5 separate regions of the Mus musculus genome follow, and regions 1, 3, 4 and 5 are each linked to region 2. Evidence: chromatin loops called from intact Hi-C (ENCODE). Cell type or tissue: gastrocnemius. All regions are shown on one strand. Links, peaks and the distances in the headings refer to the core of each region. The heading gives the core; the rest is flanking DNA.

Region 1 (6,384 bases), core at 890-5,889, 50 kb before region 2:
AAAGTTCAAAGTTCAAAGTCTCTTCTGAGATTTGTTCAATCACTTAACTGTAATCCCCAAAGCAAGACAGGAAACCAACTGGGCAAACTTCAAACTTTGAATCTTTAAGGCTGATGTCAAAGCAGCCTTCAGATTTCCAACTCCTTTTTTACTTTTGTTGACTGCAGCAAACTTCTTTCTCCTGGGCTGGTTCCACTCCCTGTTAGCAGCTTTCTTCAGCAGATAGCCCACAGCTCTGGCATCTCAAAAATCTTTGGGTCTCCAAGGCAACTTAAGTGTTACATCTTGTTTCAGTGTCTGGGATCCACATATGATCTTCTGTGCCTTCTCCAAAGGGCTAGCATCACTTCTCCAGCTCTGCCCTTTGTAGCACTCTAAGCTCAGGTTGATCCACTCCACTGCTGTTGCTGTTCTTGGTGATCATCTCATGGTGCTGAGACCTCCAATACGCTGGGGTCTTCTGCTGCAGCTAGGCTTCACCAATAGCCTCTCATAGGCTTTCTTCATGATTCCAAGTCTCAACTCCTTGCATGACCCCCTTTAGTCCTGGGCCATTAACTGCTACTGAAGCTGTACCTTCACCATGGCCTTCCCTGGCCTCTCACAGTGCCTAGCCTCAGCTGCTCTTCATGACCCCTTCATGCCTTCAAAACCAGTACCATTTGGGTGACTCTTACACAATACCAAGTTCAGCTGTACTATGAAAAACAACCTTGACTATCTCTAGAACACAGCTTCTTTGAGCTCTCAGAAATAGTTCCCAGAAGATTTCCCAGAAGACCAGAGATGCTGTGTTCTCTCTCTCTCTCTCTCTCTCTCTCTCTCTCTCTCTCTCTCTCTCTCTCTCTCTCTCTCTCTCTCTCTCTCTTGTTTTTGTTTTGAGACAGGGTTTCTCTGTGTAGTCCTGGCTGTCCTGGAACTCTCTCTGTAGACCAGGCTGGCCTCGATTCAGAAATCCACCTGCCTCTGCTTCCCAAGTGCTGGGATTAAAGGCATGTGCCACCATTGACTGGTACTGGTCTCTTCTTAATCACCACTAATTTTTTAGCTGCAGCTAACCAGCTTCAATTGTCCCAGTATTCCTTTCTATTCTGGACTCTCAAGCCAGAGCCATGTGTCCAAAGCTGCCAAATTCTGCTGCTTGCAGGGGTTGGAACATGGCCCCCTTGTTCTATTACATTATCACCAGCTTTCTGTTTTCCAACTCCTTTACTACCTAAGCTTGGCTGCCCTGGAACTTTCTCTGTACATGACTTTGAACTTGGAGATCTTCATGTCTGTCTCCTAAACACTGGGATTAAAGTTGTAGTCCACCAAACCTGGATTTAAGTTTGTGTTTTGTTTTTTTATTCTCGCATAGAGCTTGCTCTGTTCAGTCTATTCTTGAACTCAGAGATCTATTTGTCTTTGCCTCCTGGTGTTGAAGGTTTGTACTACCATGCCTGAACCTAAAATTAGCTGGGTGGGCTCTTGCCCCAAGGAAGGCTGCTAGCAGAATACTGGCTTCCAGGCAGCTAGGATGAGAGAGGGTCTTAAAGCTCACACCCACAATGACACACCTACTCCAATGGGGCCACACTTTCTAATAATGCCACTCCATGGACCAAGCATATACAAACCATCACACTGTCTAAACTGAACATTTCTGTTTGAATTTCTGCTTTAAAACAAAAATAAGGACTGAGTGTTGTGTACACACTTTTAATGCCAGAGCTTGGGAGGTAGAGCACAGGTGGATCTCTTAAATTCAAAGCTAGCCTGGTCTACTAGAGTTCCCAGGCTAGTCCAGGTTACATAGTTGAGTGAGACCCTGTCTCAAAAAGCCAAAACAAACAGCAAACAAAACCTCTAGGACCAAACTCTTCCATAGCCCCAGTATGCTGCACACGAGGAAGCCAGCACCATGGCAGTATTCTATCAGCTGATCTGCCTACTCAGTCACATCCTTGGAGACAGAGCTCTGGCTCTCATTTGTCTCCTAGGCTTGGGCAGTTACTTTGGTCTTTGATAACTTTTCAGTTCTGAGGAGACTCAGTTTGGCCTTCCTTTTGATTAGATTCCACTTATGCCTTTGGGCATCCAAGACGGGCTCTGTCCTCTGCGTGGTCTCAGGAGGCAGGGGCTGTCCATCTGACTCATTATAAAGACTCTTCCTCCATCTGTGGCTGATAGCTGTTTATGGGCAGAGGCTTTGACAGGAAGCAAATGTTCTGATACTTCTCACACTCACCCAAGGACAGTAGGTCCACTGGGGAGCCTTGTCTGGATCAATCTGTGTTGATGATTGCAATATGGGTTATTTTAATTGCCTCATTCCCACTCATTCTACACTAAGCAAAAACATTCCCTTTTGTGTGTCTCTTCCTGTGATCATCGGTGTCAGCATGTGGGTTTAGATGGGCTTTACTTGAACTTTCTGAACAGATGGGTTCCTGACAATGAAAGACAACTATTAGCTACCTTCCCAGTTCTGTTTAGGCCTCACTTTTCTACTCAAAATATTTCTTCAGGATGTTGCAGGTGTAGTTATATGATGGTGTGACTGTGAAGAATTTAATGTTTTAGGAGCATAATTCATGGAAGGTATTCTTAGGATTTCTGTAACTAGAAGTTGCGATATACACTCTTGATGTGTTTTCAGAGGCCTGCGCTACTTTGATGACTCTGCATTGAGAATGCTATCTTAGGCTCTGAGCTCAGAGCTTTAAAATACTTAACATAGTGGTTGTGTGCATGGATAAAGGTGCACAACGTTCCTGCTTAACTTGTGCTTGGAATCTAAAACGTATGCTGCTAGCTCTCATGCCATTTGCTTAGTAGCACTTTACATTTCTCATTCAATGAAATTTCATGGGCAAAATGGTCTCATGTTTTCTCTTTTGCTTTGTTGGCATGAGGCTTGGGACTAGCTGTAAGAATCTATTGATGGCCGGGCGGTGGTGGCACACGCCTTTAATCCCAGCACTTGGGAGGCAGAGGGAGTCTGGTCTACAGAGTGAGTTCCAGGACAGGCAGAGCAACACAAGAGAAACCCTACCTCGAAAAAAATAAAAAAGAATCTGTTGATGGAGGCTGAGCACTAGGCCCAGATCAGCCGGTGCGTGCATTCCTGCGAGCCTCTGTGACAAGCTGCCAGGTTGTCCTGCTTGTCCGGAGCGCCCTGCCTTGGCCTTGCCAGCCAAGGAATTTTCTGCTAGCCCTGGCCGCGGCTCCGCCTTCTGCCCCGCCTACGTCGTAGGGTCCGCCTCCTCCCCGCGCGCGCCCTGGCCCCGCCTCCCTCCGCGCGTGCCCGCGGCGGCGGCGCCCTCCCGACAGCTGTTTGCGGTCGGCGCGCCGCTCTTGCCCGCTGTCGTGCCGCCCCCGCCAACAACCGCGTTTCTGATTGGTCTGCCCCTTGTCTCTTCTCTTTGGTAGCCAATCGCGCCTGGCGAGGAGCTCCTGGTCTGGTACAATGGGGAAGACAACCCCGAGATAGCAGCTGCGATTGAGGAAGAGCGAGCCAGCGCCCGGAGCAAGCGGAGCTCCCCGAAGAGCCGGAGAGGTAGGAATCGCCGCCGCCGCCGCCGGGCCCGGGCCGCACCCGCGCCGGCCTAAGTAAGGGTCGAGGTCCGGGCGTTGCCCGTAGCGTCGCGGTGACCTTTTCCGGGCTCTGCCCGCCGTCTCCACCCGGCCCGCTGCTGAATCACGGCAATCCCAGCGCGTTCGGGCTGTTTGCGAACTTGTGCCTGAGCGCCCGCGCGGCGGGAAGTGCGCGTGCGGCCGCCGAGTGCGGGCCCGGCCCTGCTCCCGGAATAGGGCTGGCCGCGCCGCGAGGGAGGGCCGCCTGCGCCTTCCGGCCCGGCTGACAGCGCAGGACGCGGCAGAGGAGGGAGACGGGAAGGGAGAACCGGACCTGGGAGAGACAAAGATGGGGTGCACCGGGAACCGAGGGAGGTAGGCTGCCGCACAGAATGTGTTGGGCTTTGTGGAAGTTTAGGAGGCTTGCCGTCCCCTCAGATCTGTGTTAAAGATGTTTTGAACAGAAGCTAGAGTGTAGTCAGTCACTTATAAAAGGGAGGGGATAATTTGTGGGTAGGAAAATAGTTTGGCTATATCATATTTCCAGCTGGCATGCCGATACGTCGCTGGAATATTTTTACGAAAAACTTTTAATGTGAATTTGGGGATCTTTTATTTGAGTCTACTTTGAATACAGGCCAAGGCACGATGTGGTGGTCGCTTTTGATAAGAACTTTGGGTTTTTTTTGTTTTGTTTTTTGTTTTTTGCTCTCCCCTTGGATCTTGGTAAATCTGAACAAGCCTTTTCTTTTCCCAGACATTGTATTTTGTGGGAGTGAGGCTATAAATAAAAGCATAAACATGGTTTTGGAAAACTCTCAAGCCATATTTGATGAGCTCATTGTGACTTTTCAATTACATATCCTTTGCATTTCACAGCAAAGTGAAATAGGCTCACCCAAGGGAAGGCTGGTGGGTCGCTTGCTGAATACATTTTTTCTGTTTATTGACGGTGATTTAGTTGTTGTTTTAGGTCAGTAAATACTTTGATTCTGGGTCAGAAGATAAGAAAGAGTCCAGAAAATTCCAGCCCTCTCTCAAGTGTTTTAACTCTACATTGAGGTTTTGTTGGGCCAAGGCTCAGCATTTTGATTCCACGCCATTATTTGCCTTGTTTCTGTACTTAATGTATATTTGTAAGCAAGAGTCATGCTACCAGCCTTCCTAGAGAAGGTATGACTTGTGGAGGCTGAAAACTAGGGGATATGGGGACTTTCTTAACTGTGCAGCTATACTTAATTCTGACATTTTATCAGATCTGTAATTTGATGGTAGTCATACTTGGCTTTGTGTAAACTTTGGTGTGTGTATTCAGAACTGTTTCATTATTTTTATTGTTATTATTATTATTAGTCCTTACTGTGGAAATTCAATTCAGTGTGGAGGAAAAACCTGAAAATAATCTTTTTGTTTTATTAGTGATACACAAATGTACACATTTTGTGGCAAGATTGCTGGTTTTATATTGTTTGGTGCCCTTTTTTTCTTTTCTTTTGTCTGTCTGTCTGTTGGTTTTGTTTTTGTTTTTTTGAGTCAGGGTTTCTCTGTGTGGTCCTGCCTGTCCTGGGACTCATTCTGTAAACCAGGCTTGAACTCACAGAGCTCTGCCTGCCTCTGCCTCCAGAGTGCCGTGATTAAAGGCCATGGACCACCACCACTTGGCAGTAATTATATTTCTTTCTGCCCCATTATTTTGATAAAGAGTCTGAGTAGCAGACAGCTCACTGAGTCTTTGTTGAGCTTTAATGAAAAGACTCGTGTGGAGTTCATTCTTAGAACATATAGCCTCTCTTCTCTAGGCAGCTTATCTCAGAAAAGGCCTGTTTGCTGTCTGTGACCTTGAGTTTGGAGAACTTAATGAATCAAGCCTTTTAAATTATGCTGTGAAATCTAACTTAACAGCTTGTAAGATCTGAAGGCAGAACTTTTTATATTGTATAACTTTAGACATTTTAAATAATAGTATCAGAGAGAATAAAAGTAAATTGATTCATAGACAGTGTGGACTATTTCTGAAAGCCAGATGTTGGGAATCTACAGCTGTCTAGTAGATTGATATTTGGCATAACCTTGTACTTTGGAAACAAAGGACTGAGTTCTTCACGGTTCTGGACCTTAGCTCCTTTGCATGGCAGCTGTGTGTTGCCAAGAGGGACCTTTCAGAACTCATCATCAGATTGTTGGTGGATCATAAGGACTTTTGGGTGTATTAGGTAGTTAGAAGCCCTGGTTCCTGTGTCTGCTACCTGCCTCCTACCTACCTACCTACCTACCTACCTTTCTACTTTCCTTCCCTGCTCCCTCCCTTTCCCTCTCTCTTTTTGTTTGTTTCTTTCTCTCATTAATGTTTGTTAAGTCCTGCCATGTGCTGGACTTTCTGGCCATTTGTGTAGTTCCTTGGGTAACCTAGACTTGGGGGAAATGGGCACACCAGGAAGGCAGTGATCAGTGTTTGAGGGGTTGGCTGGCCCTCAGCCAACACTCAGACAATGTATAAAGGAAGAACAGTACATAGTGCTTTGAGATGGCAGTTCATATTGTACCTGACCAAGGAGCATGCAGTGTTTCCCGTGGTTGCAGGTGTACATGCACTAGGCATTTTTCACTGGAACTCTGCTTTCTATTTCTGCTGAATCGTATGCATGTCTGAGCAGCCTCTGTAAGCTTGAATGTCAGAAGTGGCTTGGTTTGGACAGGTTAAAGCTTTCAGGTAGAAAAGTGGAAGGTTTAGTGTTGAAGGTCTCCAGCTATTTAAGTATGAGTTGTATAGATTATAATGGAACAGAAAAGGCCACATTGAGAATTTTTATTTCCTTCTTGATTTCT
Region 2 (6,384 bases), core at 804-5,803:
ACCTCTGGTGGAAGCTGGGGTTTGTTCTTGGGTTTGCCGTGTCTCCTCGCATGCAAAGGCCGCTTCGTTCTGGCTTTTGAAGGTGATGGTATGTGCTGTTCTTTTGCTCTGCCACTTAGCAGTGTTTATATTTGAAATTTGTTCAGTGACTTGGTATCTTTTGCCAATTTTAAGTCGTTTATTAAAACGACTTCTTGATAGAGTTACCTATCTTCTACTTAATTTATTTTGGGATAGGGTTTCATGTAGCCCAAGGTGGCCTCGAACTCCTGCTGTAGCTTAGGATGACTTTGGCTTTCTCATTGCCTCCCCAGCACCAGAACGTTGGGTTTTATGTGCTGGTAGATTTGAACCCATAGCTGCCAGCAAGCTGCCAACCGGGCCACACCCAGCCCCCTTCTGAGGGTTTTGTTTGTTGTTGTTGTCTTTGTAGTTCTTGCTATGGCTTTATTTCACCTTGGTCTCAGGTTCCCTGTCCCCGAGAAAGCTCAGGTGTTGTGACCTAACCTTTTCCCTTGCTCCCCAAGGCTTGGTGGTAACCACTGGGGCTCTGTCACCAGGACAAACAAGCAGACTAACTCCCTCGGGGACCATGTGTTGCTGATAGCCTGAGACTTGGCTGCTCCTGGCTGCTCCTCTGTGCCCCTGTATCACTTCCCTCCATCCCCATCTCCCCCTACACTCACTCTTCTGAACTTCCTCCCATTTCTCCTGTACAAACCGTCTTACCTGGGTTCCTTTCACACGGATTCCTGGGAGCTGAAAAGGGAACATAGCCCTTTGGCAGCCTGAGGCCTGAGCCCTAGAACCCAGCTCCCTTGGACACAGAGCTGTTCCTCTATAGGCCATAGGGCAGAAGCCTGGATGCTGGGGGTGGTGGGAGTTATTTGCACATATTAGCTATGCACAATTGCATAATAATAGGTTTCATGATGATGTTTTGATACATATATATAGTGTAATTTAGTCATGTTTGTCTCCCATTGTCCTCTCCTCTCCCTTTCTGACTCTCACTGGTCCCCTTTCTCTTCCCAACTAGCTGTCGTCTTTTCTTCTCCTCCTCCTCCCCTCCCCCCTCGTTCCCCCTCCTTCTTTTTCCCCCTCCCCCCTCCCTTCTGTGACCCATTCATTGGGAGTCATTAGAGTTGCTGATAGGAGTATGGGCGAGGACTATGTACGGGATCACTGTCACCTCGACAGTGGCTACACCACCGTATAGCATGTCTCCATGTCCTCCGGCAGCTATTAATCACCGATAGATCTTCCCGGAGGGGTCGGATACAGGCTTTAACAGGGAAGCATCTGAGTGAAGATCCAGAGGAAGGAAGGGGAGTCTTGAGAGGGAGAGAGTCCTGATAGACTGAACAGCCTGGCAGAGTGCACACACAGGAAGTAGAAATGGCTGCCCGGTCGAATGGTTGTGTCCTGCCTGCTCACCTTTTCCGAGCCTTGCCTAAGTGCCAGGTGTGGGTAAGGCGCTCTGCACTGTGCCGTCTGTCCGTACAGACTGGGGTAGGCTGCATGGCGTGTGCGGCCTATGGACTTTGTTTCCTGAAGTGCAGCTTCTGGAAGGTACCTTGTGCAAGCTACGGGTGGTGCACCCCCCTTGCGCAGAGCCAGTGCGTGTGAAGCACAGAGAAAGCCCTCCCATCCCCCAACACAGCTTCAATCTCAGGGAAGTCAGATGCTTGAAAGGAACTCTTAAAAACATGGCTCTGTTTCTTAGCTGTCCAAACCCAGCTTCTACCAAACCCTCCGGCCGGGTTAGCTGAAGCAGTGAGCCCTGAACCGACTGAGGTAGGCTAGGAGGTCAGAAGAGCTGGATCCTGTACATCCTTAGAAAAAAAGTAGGCTTGTCCTGAGGGTGGTGGGAGGGAGAGGTGCGGTGAAGGGGTGTCGTGGTCTAGTGTGCCCTTTGGGGGAAAGATCACAGATCTGCAGAACAGACTGGAGGGAGGCCCGTGTGGCCAGGAAAAGCCCCATGAGGAAGGAACATGGCAGGAAACCTGGAGAGAGGTGTCCACGGTGGGGGACTGAGGGAGGAAGGTGAACCAGATAGCCTCCAACAGCAGCCGAGGAGGGGACAGGAAGACCCCCGTGGGTCTGGCTTTCAGGATGTCAAGAGAGTACCAGTCACCAAGAAAGAGATGATGTGTGTCACAAGTTGAGGTCAGGATCTGAACTCAAGGGGTTTCCCAAATGTCCAGGTGATGTCCCCTCTGGGAGACTTAGCTGAGAAATGTCAGGCTTGGGGTCAGCCCTAGGTTCAGACCTCAGCCCCCCAAGCTTACCTCCAGGATCTTGAGGTGGTCATCACCTGCAGTGGGGCTCAGGAACTCATATAATCCTTAGGTTAAACAGGGGACCAACTCGGTCCAGAGTTGCTGTGGGCACTCAACCTCCCAAGGCAGGAAGGAGTCTATCTCACAGTTGAGTCTTAACCCCAGACTTCATGACAGTCACCTAGGTGGTGACCTGGTGTCCACCACAGTCAGGGAGCGCAAGACCTGGGCTCTGCCACCCCCAAGAATAAGCCCCTGTCCTTGAGTCATGTCTCCATTTTCTTATCTGTGAAATGAACATAGAATCATTTGCTCTTTTTGACTGCTGGGGTGGAGGATCCAGAGAGAAAGGATGTGGAATTCACAGAGGCCTTGGGAGTGTGGCTGAAATTGTCTTCCCTTCCTGCCAAAGATGCCCAGGGGTAATGACAGAATGGGCCGTTCCTGCAGGTTGCTGGGAAACACTAGGACAGAAACCCTGGGCGGGGGAGAGGGTGCGCCCCCTTGTGGAAATGTCTGTGTTTGCTGCCTCCTGGAGAAGAGGGGCCGCCTAGAGAGGAAGGTGGGGCCTGCAAAGACTTCTGTGTCTAGGGGCTGATTTTGAATGTTGGGTAGATTCACAAGGAAGGGTGGTATCAGATGCCAGAGAGTAGCTGTCAAGGCTTCTCAGAGGGAAGCTGAACGTGCGGTGAGATATTAAGAGAAAAAGAACATTCAGCGATCTTATTCTAGCCTAGGCTGATAGGAATCTGTTGCACAGGTTGACCCCAAACTCATGTGATCCTCCTGCCTCAGCTTCTATGTGCTGGGGTTACAAGCATGAGCCACCAGGCCTGGCTTCATTTGATTTCTAAGTCAAACTTTACTACAGCTTGTATGTGTAACCATGCTGTGTACTGAGCTCAGGACTGTTTCAGTACTGGGCTCAGTAGTTTCAAGCGCCCACTGGGGATGGAGTGTCCTGGAGAAGATCCCTTGTTGCTAAGGGGCGGGTGCTACTGTGTTAGACTCTGGCTGTATAGCTGTTTGCTGCCTTGTGCATAGTGGGGTGTTTCATAACTTCCTGAGCATTGCTTAACATATGCAGTATGTGTATGTATGTGTGTGTAACAGACACACACACACACACACACACACACACACACACACACACCTCCAGTGTGACAACCCAAATACTACCAGACACTGACAAGCACATGCCCTGGTTAAATAATGCTGCTTCCCATGATGATGGCTCCTGGGCTCTTTGTGCCTCCATTTTCCCTTCTGTCAATTCAGGATAATATGAGTCTGAGTCAGTCGCTTGTATGAAGAAGAGAGCTGGTCTATATGAAGCACAGTCAATAGTATGAGTCAGGCTAGCTCCAATCTCACCATTCTCCTGCCTCAGCCTCCTGGGCTGCTGGGGTTACAGGCACATACAGCCATTCTGGCTCTTGTCATGCTAAGCCAATGGTGCAGCAGCAGCTAAGGAGCCATGACCTTGAGCTCTTAGTGCCCCAGGAGGAGAGCAGCTCCTGTGTCCCACAATAGCAGTTTGGGATGCCAGAGACGGAAATGGGGAGCCAGAGTGGGGATGAGGCGTGGGGTGCACTCACAGGAGGCAAAGAGGGCAGCCTTCCCAGAGGAGGTGGGAGCCCAGCTGGGCACAAGCAGTCTGTGTGCCAAAAGAAGTGGGTGGGATCATCTCTCTTCCAACACTTCTTTAAAAGTAAAACACAAAGGGCCCTGGACTGACATTTCCATTAGGAAGTTCTGTCACCCCTCCAGGTACGTGGCACGAACATGCAGGAAGTGCCACCTTGCGTGGGCCTGGGAGATATGGGCGGCAAAGATATCCCCGCCCCTTCAGTGATGCCAGAGGCCCAAACTGGTTGCTGCTGATGACCTGCGCTCTTCTTTCCATACAGCTACAGCCTCCGCCTGGCATCGCGATGCGCCTCATCAACAGCCCCTTATATCACCAGACAATGCAGAAAGGTCAAGGCTGCAGCAGCAACTCAGTTCCAGGGACCCTTCTTCAAAGAGTAGGCACTTTGTCTGCTCCTTAACAGGTAGGAGACAGAGGCGCCCTGGCACCATCTCCTGGCTCTTGGGTCCGAGGGTGGGGTCCAGGTACATCTTGGGTGAGTGAGTAAGCGGGAGAGATGGTGTGTCAAGCACCCTCCAGGCTAGCACGGGGCCTTCTGCAGGCATGAGTTTTATAGCTTAGCAAGAAGATTCTGGACCACCAGGGTTCAAACCCTAGCTTCACCATTTACTGGCTGTAGGGCTACAAGTCAATTTCTCCAAGTCTCAACTTCCGTATGTGTAAAGGTGGACTTGCGGCCTCCAGAGGGGAGAATGCCAAACCATTCTGTGTTGATGTTGCCCATTGGATGATATTTTTGCTATGGCATCCCAAACAGACTCAGGCAATAAGAGACTTCTTTTAACATTGTGTAATACAACTGGTCCAGCGATGAGATCAGTGCATATGCTTGCCCACACCAGGCCTGCCAACCCTCAACCATGGAAGGGAGGTTGCACGGCCCTTGTATTCCCACTGCTGAAGCGATGGCCACTGGGAGACTCTGGGAAATGGGGAGCTAGTGCCGTCAGTTGAGTACCCACTGGTGAGCTCCACTAGATGTCTCTAGTGGAGAGGTTCAAACCCACAATCACACAGACAGCCCTGGTTACACTCAATGGGTCTCAAAACAACTCAGGAAGACTAAAAAGGAACTTAGTGGGAGAGGGGCTCGAAAAGGGGGGGTGGGTGGGAGGAGACAAGGGAGGTCAAGGGAGGGTAGTAGTCACCAGCGTGCCTCGTATACACGTAAGGAAATAACAAATAACAAATCTAATATTCCAAAGCATTGTGTGTATGCACACGTGTATGTAGAGGTCAGAGGACAACCTTCAGGATTGCTACAGTCGGTTCTGGTGAGGACACTCTTTCTGGATTGTAGACAGTATCTTGTTTCTTACCATGTCCGCACATGATGGGCCCTAATCATCTCTACAAGGTCATGCTCCTTCACACTGAGGGATTTGACTACAACGCAGGGCTTTCAGGGAGACACAATTCATTGTAGAACCTACCAGACACAGGTACAGAAAGGTTTGGACATCTGAGACATAGAATCTCAGCTCAAGATGATAGCACGCAGGTCCGCACCCTCCTGTTTCAAGAGGGAATTGGATGGGTAGGACGTGCATCAGAACTCTGGTCCTCTGAGTTCTGGCATGGATGGAGGTGAACCATAGGTGACTATGCCCAGGGAGGGAGAGCTGCCCATGTGCGTGTAGGAGAGAAGGACCTAAACGTCCTGTGATCTCAGGAAAAGTTAGTCCTCTCTGAGCCTGTTTCCTTCATGATGCATGAGCGTCTGCGCTGTCTGCCGCAGAGGCTGTGTGAACCGTTGAGGGAAGCAAGGGGCAAACGCTGGCTCACAGGGAGAACCAGCCATTAGTGGCCACCAAAACTGACCTCCTGGCTCCTTTGGGCTTAGCAGTGCCTCTGCCAGCATCACCTTGGCACAGGTACATCATCCATGGCTTCTAGACCCACACAGGAAGTTCCAGTGGTGCCACGCCAGGAGCATCACTGACCCACCGGAAACATCTGAGTTGTGCGTCAGCAGTGGGGCAGACAGACAGACAGACAGACAGACAGATGTGGCATGTTTCCACATATTATAGAGCAGCATGTAGACAAAGCTACACCCACATGGTCAGATGGACAGAAACACAGCATATTCAGACAGACAGAGCTATAACTGCATGCCCAGAACTTCACAGACATGCAAAACTGAAGCACAGAGCCTTAGGTGCCCAATGTGTTGTCTAAGTTTTTAAAAATGAGCTAGGCTTGGTGGTGCAAGATATAGTTCCAGACACGTAGGAAGCTGATGCAGGAGGATTTCAGAGTTTGAAGTCCCCTTGGACCACATTGTGAAAGTGTCTCAAAATAAAGTAAAGAGGCATTGAGGATGTTGCTCAGTGGTGAGGGTGCGCGGCTAGAGTGTGGGAGGCAGGAGGCCAGGATGGAAGGAAGGAAGTCAGGGAGACAGGCAAGGGCAAGCCGTCTAAAGTGATGCTGTGCATGGGGAGGCATCCT
Region 3 (6,384 bases), core at 518-5,517, 85 kb after region 2:
GAATTTACATCCATTTATTTATTATTTATTTCATATGCATGCATCTATCTATCTACCTACCTATTTAAAGATTTATTTCTTGTATGTATACAAGTACACTGTAGCTGTCTTCAGACACTCCAGAAGAGGGCATTAGATCCCATTACAGATGGTTGTGAGCCACCATGTGGTTGCTTGGAATTGAACTCAGGACCTCTGGAAGAGCAGGCAGTGCTCTTAACCACTGAGCCATCTCTCCAGCCCCTACCTACCTATCTATGTGTATCAGTATGCCACAGGAGCCTGCAGGGGGCGCCAGCTCACCACTGTTTGCTTTTGCCCCTTTTCCCCAGAAGTCAGTTCCTTCCTTGGAGCTTCTGTGTGAGGTGCGGGTGTTGCTTCATACGCTGTCAGTCTTGACTGTGAGACTCCCCCTCTTCTGCCTGAAGTCCTTCAATCGATCTTTCTTTCCTTGCCTCCCTCACTACCTCTCTCTCACCTTCCCACTCTGTTTATCACAGTCTATGCCCAGGAATGGCAGAGAACAGTTTGAAAGCATGGCTTATGGTCAGTTTGGCACTGTGGATGGGACCCAATATGGCCCCAGAGTGTTGAATTTAGTTTCAATCCCTGATGGCACTGAGAGAAGATAGAACCTTGAAGAGTCAGGGTCTAGCATGAGGCTTAGGGGCTGGGAGGAGTGGCCTTGTGAGATTCTGATTTCTTCCTCTCTTCTTTTACACTTGGCCTTGAAGTGAACCAGTCCTCTCCATGTGTCCCCACCATGACGCCACAGGCCCAAAGCACCCCGACTGGTTGGTTACAGACTGAAGCCCGGGACCCAACAATAAACCCCCTTCCTCCTCCTTCTCCTCCTCCTCCTCCTCCTCCTCCTCCTTCTTCTTCTCCTTTTTTTTGAGACAGGGTTTCTCTGGGTAGCCCTGGCTATCCCGGAATTCACTCTGTAGACCAGGCTGGCCTTGAACTCAGAAATCTGCCTGCCTCTGCCTCCCAAGTGCTGGGATTAAAGGTGCGTGCCACCACGCCCCACCATTCTTCTTCTTAAATTGATTTATCTCAGGCATTTGTTACAGTAGTGAATAACTGACTAATACAGAGCACTTTATCTCCTGGGTGTGGCGCTGCCTCTGTGAGATGAGATCTGTGGATGTTTCTAGAGGCATCTCTTGGAGAAGCCATCTCCTGCTGCTCAGCACAAGCAAGGGAGGCAACTGCAGCTGTGTCCCCTGGAGGTTCTCAATACGGAACCGGTTTACCCACCACAGCCTCTCTCCACATTCAACTCATCCCCTGAGCTGGGGCTTTGTGCACCAGCTTGTGACCCCACACTCATGCCATCTTTACCCTAGTATACTCGGTCTGTGACAGTTTTGCAACAGCATCCCGAATGCATTAAAAACAGCACTATGGCGCCACTTTCTACGAGAAGCAGACTGTAGGATGACAAGAAACAAGGTGTGTCTATCCTCAGTTCCCAGCACAGCCCAGACAATGTTCCACTACAGTGAATCCTTATAGGGCAGGCATGTTGGAATCAATCAAGTTAGTCCTACGGGTGGCACTAAACATGGTAGCACCTTCGCATACCTCAGGACCTTTGCACATGCTGTCCTTTTATACAGCACCACTTCCTGTACCTTTCTGACTTCATCTGCCCCTAAGTCTTTTATTTTGTATAGGTTCTATAGTACCTGACCACATTCAATTCCTCCTGCTCCCCTGAGGAGATTACCTCATCAAATCAGCCTTTCATTAGACATAGACGCCATGGAGCACAGGGGCCAATGCACACCCTTCCCGAGCTGCAGGCACTCTGTTCAGTTTTCTATATGTGATGGTTAGCCTTGATTGTCACCTCTCACCTATGGAGCTGGAGAGATGGCTCAATGGTTAAGAGCACTGGCTACTTTTCCAGAGGACCTTGGTTCAATTCCCAGCAACCACATGACAGCCTACAACCATCCGTGACTCCAGATCTGACGCCCTCCTCTGGGTTCCTGAGCATTGCACACATGTGGTCAGTCACATGTTCAGGCAAAGCACCCAGACATACCAATCAAAATAAAACTAAACAAAGATGAATGAGACCACCAGGATACCAACCCCTTGATGACACACTGGGTGCATGTTAGATCTTTTAAAACTGGGAGCGCATACTTGACAAAAATCAGTTTCAATGCGGGAAAGGCCTCTTTTGGCTACAGCTAGAGGGGATGTAATCTGTCATGGTGGGAAGGGATGGTGGCAGGTATGTGAGGTAACTGGTCATTTCACACCTATAGTCAGAAAGCAGAGGACAGGCAGGAAGAGGATCCAGACTATAACTTCAAGGCCCTAGTGGCACACTTCATTAAGGTTCCAGAACCTTCCATTATAGCGCCACCATCTGCGGACTAAGTGTTCATACACATGAGCCTATAGGTTTCTCATTTAAACCTCATTGTGAATTCTTCAGCATTATTTTGAACTGCCTGCAGGTAGGCAGGAACCTGGGGTATTAACCCAGGCCTCATATGTGTGCTAAGCACTTTTCCTCTGCCCTGTACCCTAGACTGGAGTTAGTTCTCATGCACTCTCTTCAAGGAGAGCAGAGGGGAAAACTGAGGCAGCGAGAGCTTTGCTCAGAGTTACATAGGTAGGTGGAGCAGGGTTTTAGTCCAGGTCACCTGATGCATGTTATGTGTACTGTAGTGTGTGTGTGTGTGTGTGTGTCTATAGCTATATCCTGGCAACGCTGGAGTCAGCCTCCAGGCTCTTCTGAGGTGCATCTTCCCAGCTATCAGAAACAAACTCAGACCCTTAATCAGGTTTTTCAAAACGCTCCGTGCAGCTCCACCGCCCTCTAGTGTTCATAGCACAATAGTGTGGATGCCTCACTGACCAAGAGCAGTCCAGGTTGTTTCTCAAGCCAGCTGGGCTTCTCTCAGGGCTGCTCTGGGTCTTTGTGAGCCCTTGAGTACACTCGGAAGGGTGTAGCTCCACACATGGATTTGCAGGTGTTGGCTAATGGCTGGACATGTGTCAGAGGATTTTGTTGCTAGCTCCTCCGAGGCCCGACAATACAGAGGAAACTTCAGTTTATACCTTCAATGGTGTAAGTTAGGACTCCCTGTCCTGCCTCTTCTCAACAATTCTGATGATAACTTGGTCCAAACTTGGGATCAAAATTTCTATGTTGGAGTGATCGACACACAAAGGAGATATGTTCCCCTGTCCTACTGTGTGCCCCACACTTAGGGTTTCGGAGAAGGAAGCCAGGTGGATTTTTGGGAAGAACATTCTGGGAAATGGGAACAGCAGGTGCAAAGGCCCTGGGGGCACCTGGGGGACAGTGAGGAGGAGGCAGGTGGGACTAAAGGAGCGTATATGGGAGAAACGCGTAATGAGGGCAAGAGTCAGGGGAAGCAGCCATTCGGGGAGCCTCAGAGACATGCCTTGACAGGACTGCCTGCAACACAGAGTGTGAGCAACTTAGGATGCTGAGCGACTTGAACGTCACTGAGCTATGAGGCCACTTAGGGTCCTCCTGCACTCAGCATCAGTGCCTGCTCCTGTCTGCACGGATTCGGTTTGCTTTTCCAGCACCCATTGTCTAGATGAGAAAACTGAGGGGCAGAGATGAGGGTGCAGTTCTCACTTGATGAGGACATGAATGGAGGCTCTGGAGGTTTCCAGGGCTGGGGTGGGGAGAGTGAGTATGAATCGGGGGAGGGAGAGAGAATGTTTGTGTAGGTGGACTGTTGTGGTCTTGTTGTAGCTACAGTAAAATAGACAAACCAGAGCTCATTTGCAGAGACTTGTATATCACAATGTACATCAATGTCAGCAAGATGTCTGAAAAAATTTGAAATTATATTTATTTGTTTAGCGTGTGTGCATGTGTGTGTGTGTGTGTGTGTGTGTGTGTGTGTGTGTGTGTGTCTGTGCATACATGTAATGACATGCATGCAGAGGTCAGGCAACAACTTTTGGAAGTTGGTTTTTCTCCACCATGTGTATCCAGAGGCTACACAAACTTGGACACAAGCACATGTCTTCACCTGTGGAGACATGTTTCTAGCCCATCACAAGATATTAAAGCAGCAGTTCTCAATCTGTGGGTCATGACCCTTTGGGAGTCACATATCCATATTTGGGGATATCCTGCATATCAGATATGTATATTATGATTCATAACAATAGCAAATTACAGTTATGAAGGAGCAACTAAATAATTTTATGGTGACGTTTACCATAACAGGAGGAACTGTATTAAAGGGTCTTGGTGTTAGGAAGCTTGAAAGCCACTGGGCTAAAGGAAGCAGGGGCCTGGCAGGGTCTGCACAGCTGTTTTACTGATTCCTTAGATGCCAGGCCTGGTAGTGCATGTCTATAATCCTAGCACTTACATACCATGAATTTGAGGTTAGCCTTGGCTACATAGTGAGACCTCTGGCTCAACAAAACAAAGAAAAGGGATATTCTCAAAGGTCTTTAAGGCAAGTGAGGTGGCTCAGTGTGTAAGACTTCTCATTGCCAAGCCTGATGATCAGAGCTGAATCCCTGGGACTCACACGGTAGAAGAGGAGAAGTGACTCCCATAGTTATCCTTTGATACCCCCCAACGTGTGTACTGCGACAGAGAGAGGGGAGAGAGAGAAAGAGAGAGAGAGAGAGAGAGAGAGAGAGAGAGAGAGAGAGAGAGAGAGAGAGAGAGAGAGAGAGAGAACAAAGAGAGAGATGTGGTCATTAGAAGTGGGGATTGGTGGGTCAAACAGACAGGGATACCCAAATCTCAGAGGAACCTGTCAACTGAAATAGATTTGGGCTCTTCTTAAGAGAATCAATCTGCTTTAAGCACAGGTTGGAAGCTGAAGTGAGGGAGGAAAGAAGGGGGCTAAGGAGGAGTATACGTTTTTATTTTCTATCTCCTTCATTCTCTAGGGCACTCTGCTTGGTGTGGGCAGGGTAGCAGGTATTGGAGAAGTGTTTTGGGGGATGGGATTCCTCAGGGATGTTGCTGCCTGTGTTCTTGGTCATTCCTTGCATGAATGATGTGTCCAAGGGGCTCACATCTCCTCCCAGCCGGGCCAGGCGTATCTTCAGCACACTGGTCCTTTTGTGCTGGATGCTGTGTTGACGGCGATGCCTCTAGCTCCTGATGGCTGAGTCTATTATGCCAGCAATTATAGCATTTTCTAAGTAAATACCAGCTGCTTATCTCCTCTCGTCTCTCTTAAAATTCCATCCATGCTTTGGAGATTTTCCTATATGAAGGATCTCATGTCCCCTTCATTTTCTCTTTTCTCCCCTCCCCTCCCCAATTTCTGGGCTTAAAGGTTCCTGCTCTGACTCTTTGAGTGTGGCAGACGAGACAGTATACATCATCATGGGCTTTGGAATCAGATACCCCGGTTCTAATCCCGGTCCTGTTGCATGCCACCTCTGCAGCCTTGAACTGATTGATTAACCTCTTGGGGTTGTCTCTTTCTCATCAGTAAAGTGGGATAAGAATATTCGCGTCCTAACGTGAAAGTTGAATTAGCTAATTGACCACAGAGCTTGATACAATTTGACATATGCTCAAAAAAATAGTGATTAGGGTTGTTCATTCTTCAATAACCTTTAAATTAATGTTAAGTTATTACATAAGGGCTGGGGATGTGATTTAATAGCAGAACAGTATAGGACTCAATAGTAGAGCATTTGCTCAGATTGCATGATCCCCAAGGCAAAAATATACCATACATAAACTACTATCTATTATATAATTAATAACCTATAACCAAATAAATTAAAAGCTATTCTGGTTAGATCAGATGCAATTGTGTGCAAGTGTGTTACTGTGTTACTCAGGAGACTGATGTGGGAGGCTCACATACACTCAGAACACAACCCAAGAAGCCAGAAGAAGGAATTGAGATGAAATATGAATGCATAGAACCCCTATTCATTCATTGAATTATAGCGGAAAAGTTCTCAAGCCTAGGGAAGAAACAGACAGGCAAGCACAGTAACCATTAGGACCCCAGACAGACACAGACAGAAAAGAACTCTACAACACTCACTTAAAATGCCAAGACTGCAGAACAAAGACCGTTAAATGATGGAAGGAAAGCTCATCAGAGTAACACCAAGAAACCTTAAAAGCTGGAAATTCATGCAGTGATATATTTTAAGCCCTGAAAGTCAATAATTGCCAACAGAGATTATTATATCCAGTGATCTTTAAAAATTGATAAGGAAATAAAGACCTCATCAGGCAAGCACTAAATTAAGCAGTTTGTGATCATCAGTTATCTCAGCCAGGGCAACATAGGCAAGAATAGGTTCTATGGGAAGAATCAATGGATAAGTGAGATTTAGGAAATACTCAATCATATCCAAGACCGTAGACTAGGGGTC
Region 4 (6,384 bases), core at 489-5,488, 99 kb before region 2:
CACCGCACAGCTAATCATCACTAATGAAATTTCACTGTAATCTCCATAGCCTTTGTCTTTTTTAATTGAACAGATGAACTATAAAGTGTGTCGTTCAGTCTGGGAAGTATCACAGTTTAGAGAATTGAAACATGTTCAAACAAAATACACAGATTAAAAGTATACAGTGGTTGGTTAGAGGTGGTATTTAGAAGGACCGAAGATTTACTCAGTGTGGTAGGCTAAATAATCGTTACTAAGCATCTGACCTCAACTCAATCCCTTGAATTCTCAAGCATTACCTCTTGCAGAACTTCTGTTGCTATGACTCAGCAATGAAGAGATTAACTGTGGTTTAGCTGGGTATCCTCAGTGCAACTGTATAGATTATGAAAGAACAGAGGGAAATTTCACTACCTACAGAGGAGAAAGTGATGTAAAGATGAAGAGAGTGTGATGATGTTGGCCTTGAAGAGTTGAGTGGCATAGTGACAAGCCAAGGAATGTTGGCAGTCACCAGAAGCTGGAAGAAGGAAACAGTCTCCCCTAGAGACCTCAGAGGAAGTGTGGTCCTACTGACACCTTAGCTTGAGTCTACTGATACTGATTTGGACTCTAGCCTCTACATTTGCAGGAGATTAAATTTCTGTTGTTTTAAGACATCAAATCTGAAACCGTTGCCCCAGGGGAAAAAGGCATTGTCATATCAGATTAAAGACAGGAAGAACAGCCACTGCCTTCTTGGCATGGTGTTCTCTGGTTTTACCATGTCATGTTTTGATTTGACAAAAATCAAAATCCCCTATATTTCCTTTTGCATTCTATTGGATGCCAGGGGGTAAGTAGATTTTCTTTTAAAATGATGGCTATGGCAGTTTGGTGGTAGATGAGGTGGTGGTCTCCCTTTTGCTCCCACGCTACCTCAGATGATTTTTGATGCATATACTTAGTAAGGTGTTAATCAAATAAAGAGTGCAAATTCCAGTGGCAGCCTGTACCATAATAGTGTATATTCTAGTGACAAGTTTGCATGTCTCTCTTAGGTTTGTAAACTCTTGACTAGTGAGAGACATAAGCAAACATTTGAGGTTTTATTTCCTCTCTCCACGGGCTCTGTGGTGATCCAGACCTTGACAACACTTGACATTGTCCTCACCTGTCAACAGTACTGATGAGATAATCACCATGTCACCAATCCTTTACAGAGTATACCACAATCCACGTTGATTGACGTACTTTCTAAACAACAGGTACATTTGATGAGCTTGTCTGGTCTTTCCAAAGTTTTGGAGGCACATTTGAACATAATACATTATCTATTTTTCAGATCCTTTTCTCAGAGGACTAATACGGCCCACTACACTTAGATTTTTTTTTTTTTTCCTTTCTTCTCAGAGGATAGCTTTATCTTGAAGTACTCATGGCTCTGGGTACCATCTAGATGTGACAAGTAACTTTCATCTCTCTACAACTTCAGATTGATTGGCAACTATGTTCCCGTCAAACCTCTTTTCTGGGATGTCAGAAGTGGTCTCCAGTTCAATCCAATCCATCTCCAGCTCACTTGTTTGTAAATAGTGGTGCAGTTCCCAAGGGCAAGATGAAGGCCATGCTGGGTACCACAGAGCCTTGGCACTGACCTAGGCCCATAGCTGGCAGTTAGCAAATGCCTCCTGGTAAGGGATGAATACAGCCGCTCAGTTGCATCTGCTTTGCTGAAGTTTCGGGTTTGTGTGTGTGTGGCTATATTGGTCCTTTGCACACCATTTAAACGGTCTATTTGCCTGGCAGTGGTCTAGTGAGTGGCCTTCAGAGTGGATTCTGCTCTTGTTTTTCTTGAAACAAGGTCTAAGGGTGTGGTCCTGCCTTCCTGGAATTCACTATGTAGCTCTGGCTGCTTCTGCCTCGAGTTTGGGGATTAAAGTGTGCGCCACCACGCCAGTCAGTCGCGGTCGTCTGAAGTAGGGTGGCTTCTCTGACCAACTCTTGAGTTTCTCAGCCCTAACTCTATAGTGGTCAGGCTGGCCCGGCCATGGCGACGCGGGCTTCCCTTCGAGGTAATAACGCTCTGGGGCGAGCGGCGAGTCCGTGATTGACAGAGAGGGCGACACAGTCCGCCGGGGTCACGCCTGACCGTCGTGTTGAGCTCCTCGGGGTCGCAGGCCACGAGCTACGCGCGGGGTCGGGGTCGGGGTCGGGGGTTGTGGGCGCCGTGCCGACGTCACTTCCGGCCGGAGCCAAGATGGCGGCGGCGCGGCCGCGGGCGCCAGAGCGACGGCGGCGGCTGCGGCTCTGGGCTCGCTGAAGCGTTGGCACGTCGCGCTCTGGTGAGGAGCGGCGGAGCCGGGGAGGGCGGGCGGGCCTCGGGGGAATGTCCCTTGGTGTCAGTGAGGAGTGTGGCCACCGCGGCGGGGGCGACCGGGCCGGGCGCTAAGGGGATTGCGGGGCGGGCTGACGCGCCCCCTTCGAGCTTCCTCCGAACGGCCGGGAACCGGTGGCTGGCGCTGGCGCCGACGCGAGGCGGCGCGAAGGCTCCCGCTCCGCGGCTCTTAAGTCCCCGCGGCCAAGTTTCGGGTCCGTTTGGTGACGGCGCGGCGGACTCGGGGTGCGCGGCTGCGGGGTCGGCGGGGAGCGCACGTGGGCCCCGGGCGGTCCCCATCCGCAGGGCTGCGCTGATCTCTGCTCTTTTGTGTCCCGGGTTGAATGTGCGAGCGCATCTGCAATCCTCGAGTTGGTTCTGTGCCTCGAGCCTTTGTGTTTTTCACCCCCGTATAGTTTCCGTGTGCTATAAACCTGCCAGTGGGCTCCTCGAGTGTCCCCCATCGACCCACTGGTGCATACGTGCATGTGTCACAGGTGTGCGCTAGCATACATAGGACTGGTTTGCGTTCGTCAAAAGATCCATCTACTATGTCTCCGAGGGTGACGAGCGAGACACGAAATAGACCTTAACAGGTCAGTGTTCTTCCACGATCCACGCGTGAAGCACCGGCCAATGGCCTAGCACTTACCGTTAGGTCGGGCCTCGAGCTGGGGAAACAATCCCACAGATCGCCGGGAAGCCCCGTTGCCTCTTACTACCCAGCTGGAATTTACACCTAGAGAAATGGGGTTTCCCTTCACCCCCCGCATTTCATGTATTGAGGATTTGGGTGTATTTGACACGTGAACTGCCTTTTGCCAAGTTCCAGTGCCTTGCCCTTAGGACCCTTTAATGAAACACGGGAATGTTTGTTTCTAGTACACAGTGTCCCCAGAACATGACTAAAATTGTATCTCAAAGTTTTTTTGTTTACTTCGAGGTTATTCTTTAAAGTAATATATACAGCAAAGACAACCTCCCAATGGTTTTTTGTTTGTTTTTTGGTTTTTGTTTTTCTTTTACCTACAATAGCACAGACTACAGTTGGATCATTCTGCCCACGATGATATTGGAAAAGAGGTTTTAGGATATTAAGAGGAGGAACTGAGAGACATTATTCTGTTGTTTTCCTGTTCTATAGAGTTCTGTTTTTGAGATTGCACGCAGCTGCCACCCTCCAAGCTCTCTTTCACACACTTTATTTGATGAAATTTCTTTTTCATGAGCAATCTCGCCATAGCTTTGAAAACCTTCAGAGATCATTTAATAAGCCCCCTTTATTCCAAGCCATGGGAAGAGAGCTGTAAATCCATTGTTGGAAGCAACACTCAGCTGCATTTGGTGTTATTTCAGGGCTCGACCCTTCCCTGCCCCCCCCCCCCAAAAAAAAGCCGTCGATGCATTTACAAAGTTATTAGAACCAGGGACATAATGAGAATGCTCAATGAATGTTCGCTGTTTGTTGATGGAAGACTTGGCTTCGTTGAGGTTTGAGGTGGTTTGTTTTACATTTTCTATGCAGTGCTCGGGATAAGAAGGTGTAACTTTGTAATAATGTATTAGCTCTGTAAGCACAAAACAGCAAAACAGTCGCACTGGAAGACAGTTGGAAAACAGAGGCGCACAAAGAAGGAATAGAAACCGCCTGTAAACTTCCGCCTCCTCAGATAGCCATTGTTAACATTGTAGCAGATTGTCACTAGTCAGTCCCTCATGGTGTGCCTGCTTGTATTTCTTTATTCACATACATTCATTTATAGAAGCATGCACTTCTGTATAATAGTCTATAGAGAATTGATATGTTGTGTATATCGATGAGGCTTGTCTTTCATTATGCTGTTGTGTGTTTCTATGTCTTTAACTGTTCTTCAATTTGATGTTTAATGGCTGATATGTGGATGGGCCATCATTCATTAACCAATCCCACATTGATTTTCAAGGCTTCTAAAGTCTGACATTTCTTTTCATTAATTTTCGGAAGTTTTTTCTCTGTGATGAATTTAAAAATTCTGCAACTATTTAAGATGTGAAAACTGGAAAATCTGCTTTGGTAGTGTCTGATGATACATCTTTTTTTGTTTGTTTGTTTGTTTCAGCTACCTAAGAAGTAACCTCCCTGATTTCTCTGTGGTGTCTGTAGCTCACACATATCTGCACACAGTTCCTTTTGATGATTATTTTATACTGGCTATTTATTTATTAATGGGATTTTTTTTTCTTTTTTCAGAATGCTGATATCTTTTCAACTTTAGATCTGACTTAGACACCTTTCAGGGGTGTGTTAAATCACAGTCTCCAGGGTGGAGAGCACTGTGGAGTATTTGCTATTTTCATGTCTTCTGACTAGTTTCGTGTTAGTTTTAATATATGTAAAGGGGAAAAACCCAACAGCAAATATGCAGCTTTCACTAGCAAACTCCATAGTGGAAGTGTATGTGGGCCTTGAGGGGATACGTCAGACCTGCATGCAGAGAGCATCTGCAGGGAATGCTGCATGTCAGACCTGCATGCAGAGAGCATCTGCAGGGAATGCTGCATGTCAGACCTGCATGCAGAGAGCACCTGCAGAGAATCTTCAGGGAATGCTAGATGCAACCGGGACATCACCAGCTGAGCACCTGCTGAGCACTTCTGCTCCTGCTGACATGCATTTAGGGCTTCATAGTTTGATTGCTGCCTATTAGCAGTCACAGTGCTTGGGATTGGGCCTGGTGTCATGTCCTAGTGCTTGCCTTTTGCAGTTAGAAATTTTTAGTTAGAGCTATAAAAAAATGATTTTCTTAGAGCAGGTCAGGGGAAACTGGAGTCTGTTGGTAGGGATAGCATGGTGAGTTAACAATGTTCCTCGGCCACTCTACTGCTGATGTGTGGGCTGGATTAGTTTTCTTGGGGATGTCACTCTTGTCCATGGTGGAATGCTTAAGCAGCTCCCCTCATCCACCCACAAGTGGCAGTGGTCCCTCCTTTAGTTATGACAAGCTGTGAAGTCACCAGACATTGCCATGGAGGGACAAAATGGAATGATTCTAAACTAGCTCATTAAATGAAACTTCCTTTGTTGGATGGTTGAATCACAGAAGCAGCTGTGGTGTCTCCAAGAACTCTGAGGACAGATGCTATGGGTTAGACCTTGAAGAAGGGAATTGTCTTCCCATCCAAATTTCTTCTAGCTTTTGCTTTTGTGGTTATAGAGTAACTCTCTGTAGTTGAACATTGACGTCCTTTTATGGGAAGAAACATGGCAGTGTGAGGTAGGCTGGAGATTATGACGTTTTCATGACATGGGATCAGCATTCCCAGTATGCAGATTAAATTATTATAAAATTTAAATACATTTGCATAGAGTAGATGCATAATTTAATTATTTGGTCCATGATGCTGAATAGCACAGAAATAACTCTTCCAGAAAATGAGACTTGAAGCAACTCCTTGAAGATTGGCTAAACTGTACTTTTCTAAACTACTTTTTTCCTTCTTTTTTTAAAACAAGCAAACAAAAAAAACCCCAAAAAGAACCAGTTGGGTTTATGCACTAAACTTGTCCTAAGGAAAGAAGGCTTACTTTTGAAATGTTTAGTTTAATGCATCTTCATGGAAAACATGTCATTGAAGTACTTTCTGCTGGGGGAGAAAATATGTCTCCTAATCTTTATTTCTAATTATTCTAAGTAGAGATGGTATTGGCTGTGGTTCCTATCTGTTTGCTTGTTTGTTTGTTTGTTTTGGCTGTGAAATACTATTGAGAATGCACCATTAAATACAACATGTGAAAAAAATCTGCTATTGGAGCCATATTTGGTAACGAGTGGTTTTACTTACAGGAATATCTAAATGATTTCAGTGCAATAAAGGAATGCTTTTCCTTTCTACCTCACCTCCCTGGAGCGTGCACAGAGCCCTTGTGTATAGTAAACCTGGTAATTGCAATGGTATAAGCATGTGTGTGTTCCCTTAATTCCGTGTAGTATTTACTAGTGGCATCTTGGTCCATGTCCTGTTTACACTGTGTTCTTACTTACTAGCCCCTTAGAACATGGGAAAAA
Region 5 (6,384 bases), core at 762-5,761, 130 kb before region 2:
GTCCTGAACAGGAAGCGTGGCCATGTGTTTGAGGAGTCCCAGGTGGCTGGTACCCACATGTTTGTGGTCAAGGCATACCTGCCTGTCAATGAGTCTTTTGGCTTCACCGCTGATCTGTGATCCAACACTGGCGGCCAGGCCTTCCCCCAGTGCGTGTTTGACCACTGGCAGATCCTGCTTGGGGATCCTTTTGACAACAGCAGCCGCCCCAGCCAAGCGGTAGCTGAGACCCGCAAGCGCAAGGGCCTGAAAGAGGACATCCCAGCGCTGGACAACTTCCTGGACAAACTGTAGGCAGCCTCACACTGCCACACGCTGCACAGTGCCCACCCATCAGAAGACACCTTGAGACTGTCCCACAGTGCTCTTCTAGAGACTGCTGGGGCCACCCTGACATCACTCAGCACTCACTTGCTACCAATTCTATTTATTTCGGAATTACAAGGAATCTCTCTGCAGGCTGGACTGACAGGCTGTGGGGTGGGCGGGACACGGCTCTTAACATTTTCAGAGGGAAACACGCAGATGTCCAAAAGTCTAAATAAATGAATTCAGAGGTTTTTGGGGTCCATGGCCAAGTGGAGTTCCCCCAGAGGGGGAGGTGGGGTAAGTGCCTCCAGGAAGGCAGGCAGCCTGCCTTAGACTTTGCAACCCGCTGTGGGAATCATTGGAGTAATAAACTACAGTGGTTGATCCGCAAAAAAAAAAAAAAAAAAAAAAAAAAGACTTGAGGCCTCCTTGGAGTGGGCGTGGCCTTGTTGGAGGAAGTGCGTCACTGCGGAGGTGGGCTTTGAGACCCTCCTCCTAGCCACGTGGGAGACAGTCTTCTGATTCGCTTCACAATAAGGTGTAGAACTTTCACCCCCCTCCAGCACCATGCCTGCCTGGACTCTGCCATGCTTCTCACATCGAAGATAATGGACTGAACCTCTGACCTGTAAGGCAGCCTCAATTAAATGTTTGCCTTTATAAGAGTTGCGTTGGCCATGGTGTCTCTTCACAGCCATGGAACCCTAAGACACTGCCAAACCTGGTGAGCTGACTTTTAATCCCTGGGACTCACATAATGAAAGAAATGAACTCTTTAAAGTTGTCCTCTGACCCCTCCCCCCACATGAATGCATGTATGTACATGCACATACACACATAAATAAATGTAATATATATATATACATACATATATATATTAAGCTGAAGGATACTAGTAGCTAAAAGCCAGCAAGCAGTCCTGACCATTGTTAGAATCCTGGGAGGATGGCCAAAGATAGAAACAAGTACAGAAAGGAACATAAAAGCTTTTTGTTGTTGTTGTTGTTGTTGGTTTTTTTTTTTTTTTTTTTTTTTTTCCGCGAGACAGGGTTTCTCTGAGTTTTCCTGGCTGTCCTAGAACTCACTCTGTAGACCAGGCTGGCCTCGAACTCAGAAATCAGCCTGCCTCTGCCTCCGATGTGCTGGGATTAAAGGCATGCACCACCACTGCCTGGCCACATAAAAGCTTTTTTAAAAATCTTTTTATTTTAGGGGCTGGCGAGACAGCTCAGTGGTTAAGAGCAATTGCTATCTTTCAGAGGACCCAGGTTTGGTTCCCAATATCTACACGGTAGTTCACAATCATCTGTAACTCCAGTCTTAGGGAATTCAACACCCTCTTCAGAACAAGCATGCGAGCAAAGCATAAGTATGCATAAAATACAAATAAAACCTATTTACTTGGTTTGTTGAGACACAGTTTTCTTGTGTAGCCCAACTGTCCTGGAACTAGCTCTGTAGACCAGGCTGGCCTCATATTTACTGAGAGTCACCTGCCTCTGCCTCCTGAGTTCTGGGACCGAACAGATGCACCACCATGTCTAGACTGATATTTTATTTTAACTTATGTATGCATACATATGTACAGTGCCTATAGAGACCAGAAGAAGGCATCCAGTCCACTGGCACTTAAAGGACAACATGAAAGCCCATTTGTCTCCATTTAAGGACCAGGCCTCCCAGCACTTGGGAGGCAGAGGCAGGCGGATTTCTGAGTTCGAGGCCAGCCTGGTCTACAGAGTGAGTTCCAAGATAGCCAGGGCTATACAGAGAAACCCTGTCTCAAAAAAACGAAAACAAAAAATAAAAAGGACCAGGCCTGACTGAAAAGAAGGCCATAAGGAACCAGCTCCAGGAAGAGACCATAAAATCCAGGACAAGATCATAAACACCGCTGCCTCCACCACCCCACCCCCACCCCCGCTCAAAGAATAGCCTGGGGATAACCACAAAAATGGGGAAATATCTTACCCCAGTGTGGGTAATGTGTGCTGGGCAGCCCTATCTCATCCTGTAGTTAAACATTCATAACGCAGGATTGTGGACCACTGACTTCCTGGCACAAGCCAATCAGAAGCCGACCCCTGTGACCTCCCCAGCACCCACCAATGAAATTTTAGATTACCTAACCCACTCTCTAAATATAGCAGAACTAACTAACATAGTAGCCAATCAAAGTTCTACTAATGTCACTGTTTGGCTCCTACCAATCCCATTCCAGATTACCTACTCCTTCTAGAGAGTTTCCCTGCTTCCCTACAAGAAGGCCTTTGGGCCTTTGTCTGAGGTCGCCATTTTGGAGAATGGTTGACCCGCACCTGCTGGTCGTTTCTATAGAATCAACCCTCTCTGTCTTTGTGCACTGAGTCTGGGGTCTTCCTTCAGCGCTTTTCGGACCCTTACAGTGCAGGAGTTACAGGCAACTGTGAACAACCCAGGTCGGGTGCTGGAAGCTGAACTTGGGGCCTCTGCCATTTCTCTAGCCCTGAAAAATCGTTTGATAAAACCCACCCTCAAGCTGTACAACCTTCAAGATTGGTGTACATCCTTTATAGTCCTCTCTCTTCAGCCTAAAGGGTTCTCCGCCTGGCTCTCCCTGCACCACCTCAGGTCTTCCATCTGTGGCTCCCCCAAGCCCCACCTCTCCCCCGCTCCCCCAAGCCCATGCCAAATCCTGTCAGGAAATTGCACCATCTTTCAGCCCTTTCATAATCCTTTCTTGTATCTAAAGCATGGGCCCCAAACTTCACTCTGTACAAAGCAGCATGGCAGGGTAAAAAAAGCCCAGAGGAACCAGCTCACCCCCAACTGTCCTGGACTCGGCTGACTTTAGCACTGATAGGCGGGTGTCCCAGAAATTTTTTCAGCTCTTACAGACAGTCAGACAAGAGATTTTACCTCTTTAAAAGGCAACCTCCGTATTCTATCTCCTGTCATCTTAACTCTAACACACCTCAGCATCTTAAACAAAACCAAATCAACCCCCTCCAAAAAACCCACAAAACCAAAAATTAAATGTAATTGTCCCACTTGGCCACGAGGCGGCGCCATGGTCTACATAAACGGCATTGCTATTAGAAAGGAACAAAATAGTTCAGAATAGCAGGAAATTTAAAAAGCTGTCAATGTTTATGTTTAGAAAGAGGATGAAAGGAGGAAGAGGGAAAAGGCGATTAAATGAATGTTATTTCTGCTGCTAAATTCGAAAACAAAACAAGATAATGCTGACACTGGCCGTCCAGTGACCTTGTGAAGTGAGAAAACCGATAAAGTAGCCTGAGGTCACAAAACCGTGTCATAACTGGAAAGTCTGGAACTTTCCGCAGGTTTCAAAGGTCTATCTGCAGCTGAGCAGTAAGGGAAAATAGATTGGAGCCAATGCTGCGTAAGTAAAGGAGATTTTGGTGTGCATCCTTAATGGGGAGGTGGAGGAAGTGACAGCTAAGACATGTTCAGGATTCCAAGCCACCAGCTTTAGTTACCTTTTTACAGCTCTGACAAAAACACCGCGATCCCCGACCCCCGCGGCGGCGACTTATAAAAGAAAGCATTTAGCAGGGCGTGGGGCCACCATTTTACATTCCATTGCTTGCGAGGCAGAGGCAGGCGTGTCTGTGATTTTTGAGGCCGGCAGGATTTACACAATAAATTCCAGAATAGCTACCTGAAACTTCCCCCATTACTCATGCAGAAACTATCTCCACGTGCTAATCACTTGCAAATCAAACAATATTATCTGTAAGGAAGTCTCCTTTCAGTGGCCAACAAAGAACTCAATGTTTTTTTGGAGGTGACTTGTCTCATAATGTCACATTAGGACTCTGTATTTTTTTTTAATTTTACTTTTATTTATTTTTACCCTACAGCTTTTACATATATATAATATGTAAAATATTATATATATATATATAAAACGACTTCCATCTTTGGGTTTTTATTGGATTCCTGAATGTGCAAACAAGTGTGTCACTGTGTCGTCTAGATCTGTTTCTTGTGGCTTCCCTTGGGTTCTTTTCCTTCTGTGTGTTTCCTTTGCCCTATTCTTATCTGAATATTATTTTGTTATTATTCCTTAGATGCCAGTTTGTCTTCCAATGAAGGGGGAAGGTAGATCCAGATGGGGAGGGACTGGTGGGGGGGGTAGAGGGAAGGGAAACCATAATCAGAATATATTGTATGAAAAAAAATCTGTTTTCTTTTTTCTTTTTCTCTTTCTCTTTTTTTTTTTTTTTTGGACAGGGTTTTTGTCCTGGAACTCACTCTGTAGACCAGGCTGGCCTCGAACTCAGAGATCCGCCTGCCTCTGCCTCCCAAATGCTGGGATTAAAGGTGTGCACCACCACCACCCAGTTTGGAAATAAGTCTTTAATTCAGTTAAATTTAGATTCTTTTCTGATTTTCTTACCCCTACATAGTCTAAGAAAATGAATTTTATTTATCCTTATCTCCACCCACCCCCCTTTGAAGAAAAACCTCTACAATAACGTTCCCTGTGACGTGGAGTTGACTCCCAGTTTCTGCCTTCTTGACATCCATAGTCTGAGAGATAGGCCGAGCTGTCAGGATAATGACTCTGCTCCACGGTGTCTCATCTGAGACAATTAGAGCATCGGGACTGTGCACTAGGTGGCTGTCTCTGTCATCGTCTGCTTGCCCATCATGGTTAGAACTAGGCTACTTTTTTTTTTTTTTTTTGTATTGCAAACTCTCCCTTCCCTTCCCCACAGGTATATTTTTATCCAAGACAGCATTCCTCTAACTCAAGGCTTAAAAACGGAAGCCCATCTGATGTCAAAAAAGATGAGGACTTTCCAATCGTGAAGCAGGTTGGAGCCTAAAAAAATAAAAAGGAAAACATTCCCTTTCTGACAAATCTTCTCTCCAGGAACCAAAATGGAAAAGACAGGTCCTGACTGACAGCTCTTTCTGAGTTCTGTTGAGAATGACAGGAGACGTGATTTCTCAAATCCTCACTAAGGAGGGAGGCCCCTTTGTTCCTCCCATATCAAAACTGATGTGCAGCGGAGCCCCACTGGAAACCCCTCATGTGTACAAATACTCTCCAGTCTTAATGCATAGTCTCGCTCCTCTCTTAGGTCCTGTATTCATCTCTCCAAGACACTGCTTCATGGAGGATCACAGACCATGTAAAGCAGCTAAGTTCAAGATAGCAGCATTGGCAGGCACCCACAAGTCAGACAAAGAGCCAGTGTGGACTGGAGAGATAGATGGCTGTCCTTAAAGTGTTAGCTACATAAGCTTAAGAGCTTAGTGAGAATTTTGGTTTCTTTAAAAACCCAGTAACTAATGTTATGTGATTACATTTTTGTTTTAATCCCAGGTGTGCAGTATGTGCTGCTTCAGGTTGCCCACAGCCGATCACTATGATTTGTCTCGTGCTTTAGGAGCGGCATGATTGTCCTGCAAGCAGTTTACTCTCCAAATTAAGGAACTGGCTCTCCAAATTAAGATCTACATATTTGGGGGCTGGAGAGATGGCTCAGTGGTTAGGAGCACTGACTGCTCTTCCAGAGGTCCTGAGATCAATTCCCAGCAACCACATGGTGGCTCACAACCATCTGTAATGGGAGCTGGCGCCCTCTCCTGGTGTGTCTGAAGATTGCTACAGTGTACTCATACAAAAACGTAAAATAAATAAATAAATCTAAAAAAATCTACATATTTAAAATGTTGTCATAGTTCTTTGTGACTTAAACAGAATAAAAGAAATCTGGGCACTCTTGAGAGGTTACAAATGTGAGGACCTCAGAGCAGCCATGGAGGCTGCTGCTCCCCCTGCTGTGGTTCCTGCAGCAGCTGGTGTTCCTCGTCCCTGCTGCTGTGCTCTGTCAGATGCTCTGGAGCAAAGAGATGAGAAGTTAGGTCGGCTGGTGGTGGCACACGCCTTTAATTCAGCACTTGGGAGGCAGAGGCAGGTGGATTTCTGAGTTCGAGGCCAGCCTGGTCTACAAAGTGAGTTCCAGGACAGCCAGGGCTATACAGAGAAAAAAAAAAAAAAAAAGAAAGAAAGAAAGAAAAGCTAGATATCCTGAAAACAACCAAGATTGGACTTGG

What was found. Peaks named below come from ENCODE experiments on the same cell type or tissue, not always from the same donor. Only the 100,000 strongest peaks of a DNase experiment are listed, where the experiment ranks them.
Region 1: it touches region 2 in a loop (6-fold over the local background); 15 of 42 quality-filtered maps call a loop at or near these places.
Region 3: it touches region 2 in a loop (2.2-fold over the local background); 7 of 42 quality-filtered maps call a loop at or near these places.
Region 4: it touches region 2 in a loop (4-fold over the local background); 10 of 42 quality-filtered maps call a loop at or near these places.
Region 5: it touches region 2 in a loop (11-fold over the local background); 24 of 42 quality-filtered maps call a loop at or near these places.

What each region holds. Positions count from the first base shown.
Region 1 is chr4:143,159,213-143,165,596 of GRCm38, reverse strand. It overlaps Prdm2 (PR domain containing 2, with ZNF domain), which reads left to right. Exons shown (of 10, transcript NM_001081355.3): 6 at 3,415-3,541. Among named protein-coding and RNA genes, the nearest start is that of Mir7021, 26 kb to the right of the region's middle. In gastrocnemius, for the core only: no CTCF peak of the experiment used is centred there; a DNase peak (open chromatin) is centred at 3,319; H3K4me3 peaks cover 2,433 bases; H3K27ac peaks cover 3,412 bases.
Region 2 is chr4:143,109,586-143,115,969 of GRCm38, reverse strand. It overlaps Prdm2 (PR domain containing 2, with ZNF domain), which reads left to right. Exons shown (of 10, transcript NM_001081355.3): 9 at 4,193-4,336. The coding sequence ends at 4,313. Among named protein-coding and RNA genes, the nearest start is that of Mir7021, 23 kb to the left of the region's middle. In gastrocnemius, for the core only: a CTCF peak has its summit at 2,792 (motif pointing left); a DNase peak (open chromatin) is centred at 2,774; H3K27ac peaks cover 724 bases.
Region 3 is chr4:143,023,918-143,030,301 of GRCm38, reverse strand. No RefSeq gene overlaps it. Among named protein-coding and RNA genes, the nearest start is that of Mir7021, 110 kb to the left of the region's middle. In gastrocnemius, for the core only: a CTCF peak has its summit at 2,841 (motif pointing left); DNase peaks (open chromatin) are centred at 2,844 and 3,339.
Region 4 is chr4:143,208,537-143,214,920 of GRCm38, reverse strand. Prdm2 (PR domain containing 2, with ZNF domain) reads left to right here and starts at 2,212. Exons shown (of 10, transcript NM_001081355.3): 1 at 2,212-2,306. In gastrocnemius, for the core only: CTCF peaks have their summits at 2,278 and 2,479; DNase peaks (open chromatin) are centred at 2,207, 2,462 and 2,914; H3K4me3 peaks cover 2,042 bases; H3K27ac peaks cover 1,999 bases.
Region 5 is chr4:143,235,934-143,242,317 of GRCm38, reverse strand. It overlaps the pseudogene Eef2-ps2. Among named protein-coding and RNA genes, the nearest start is that of Gm52493, 20 kb to the right of the region's middle. In gastrocnemius, for the core only: a CTCF peak has its summit at 3,345 (motif pointing right); a DNase peak (open chromatin) is centred at 3,345; H3K4me3 peaks cover 599 bases.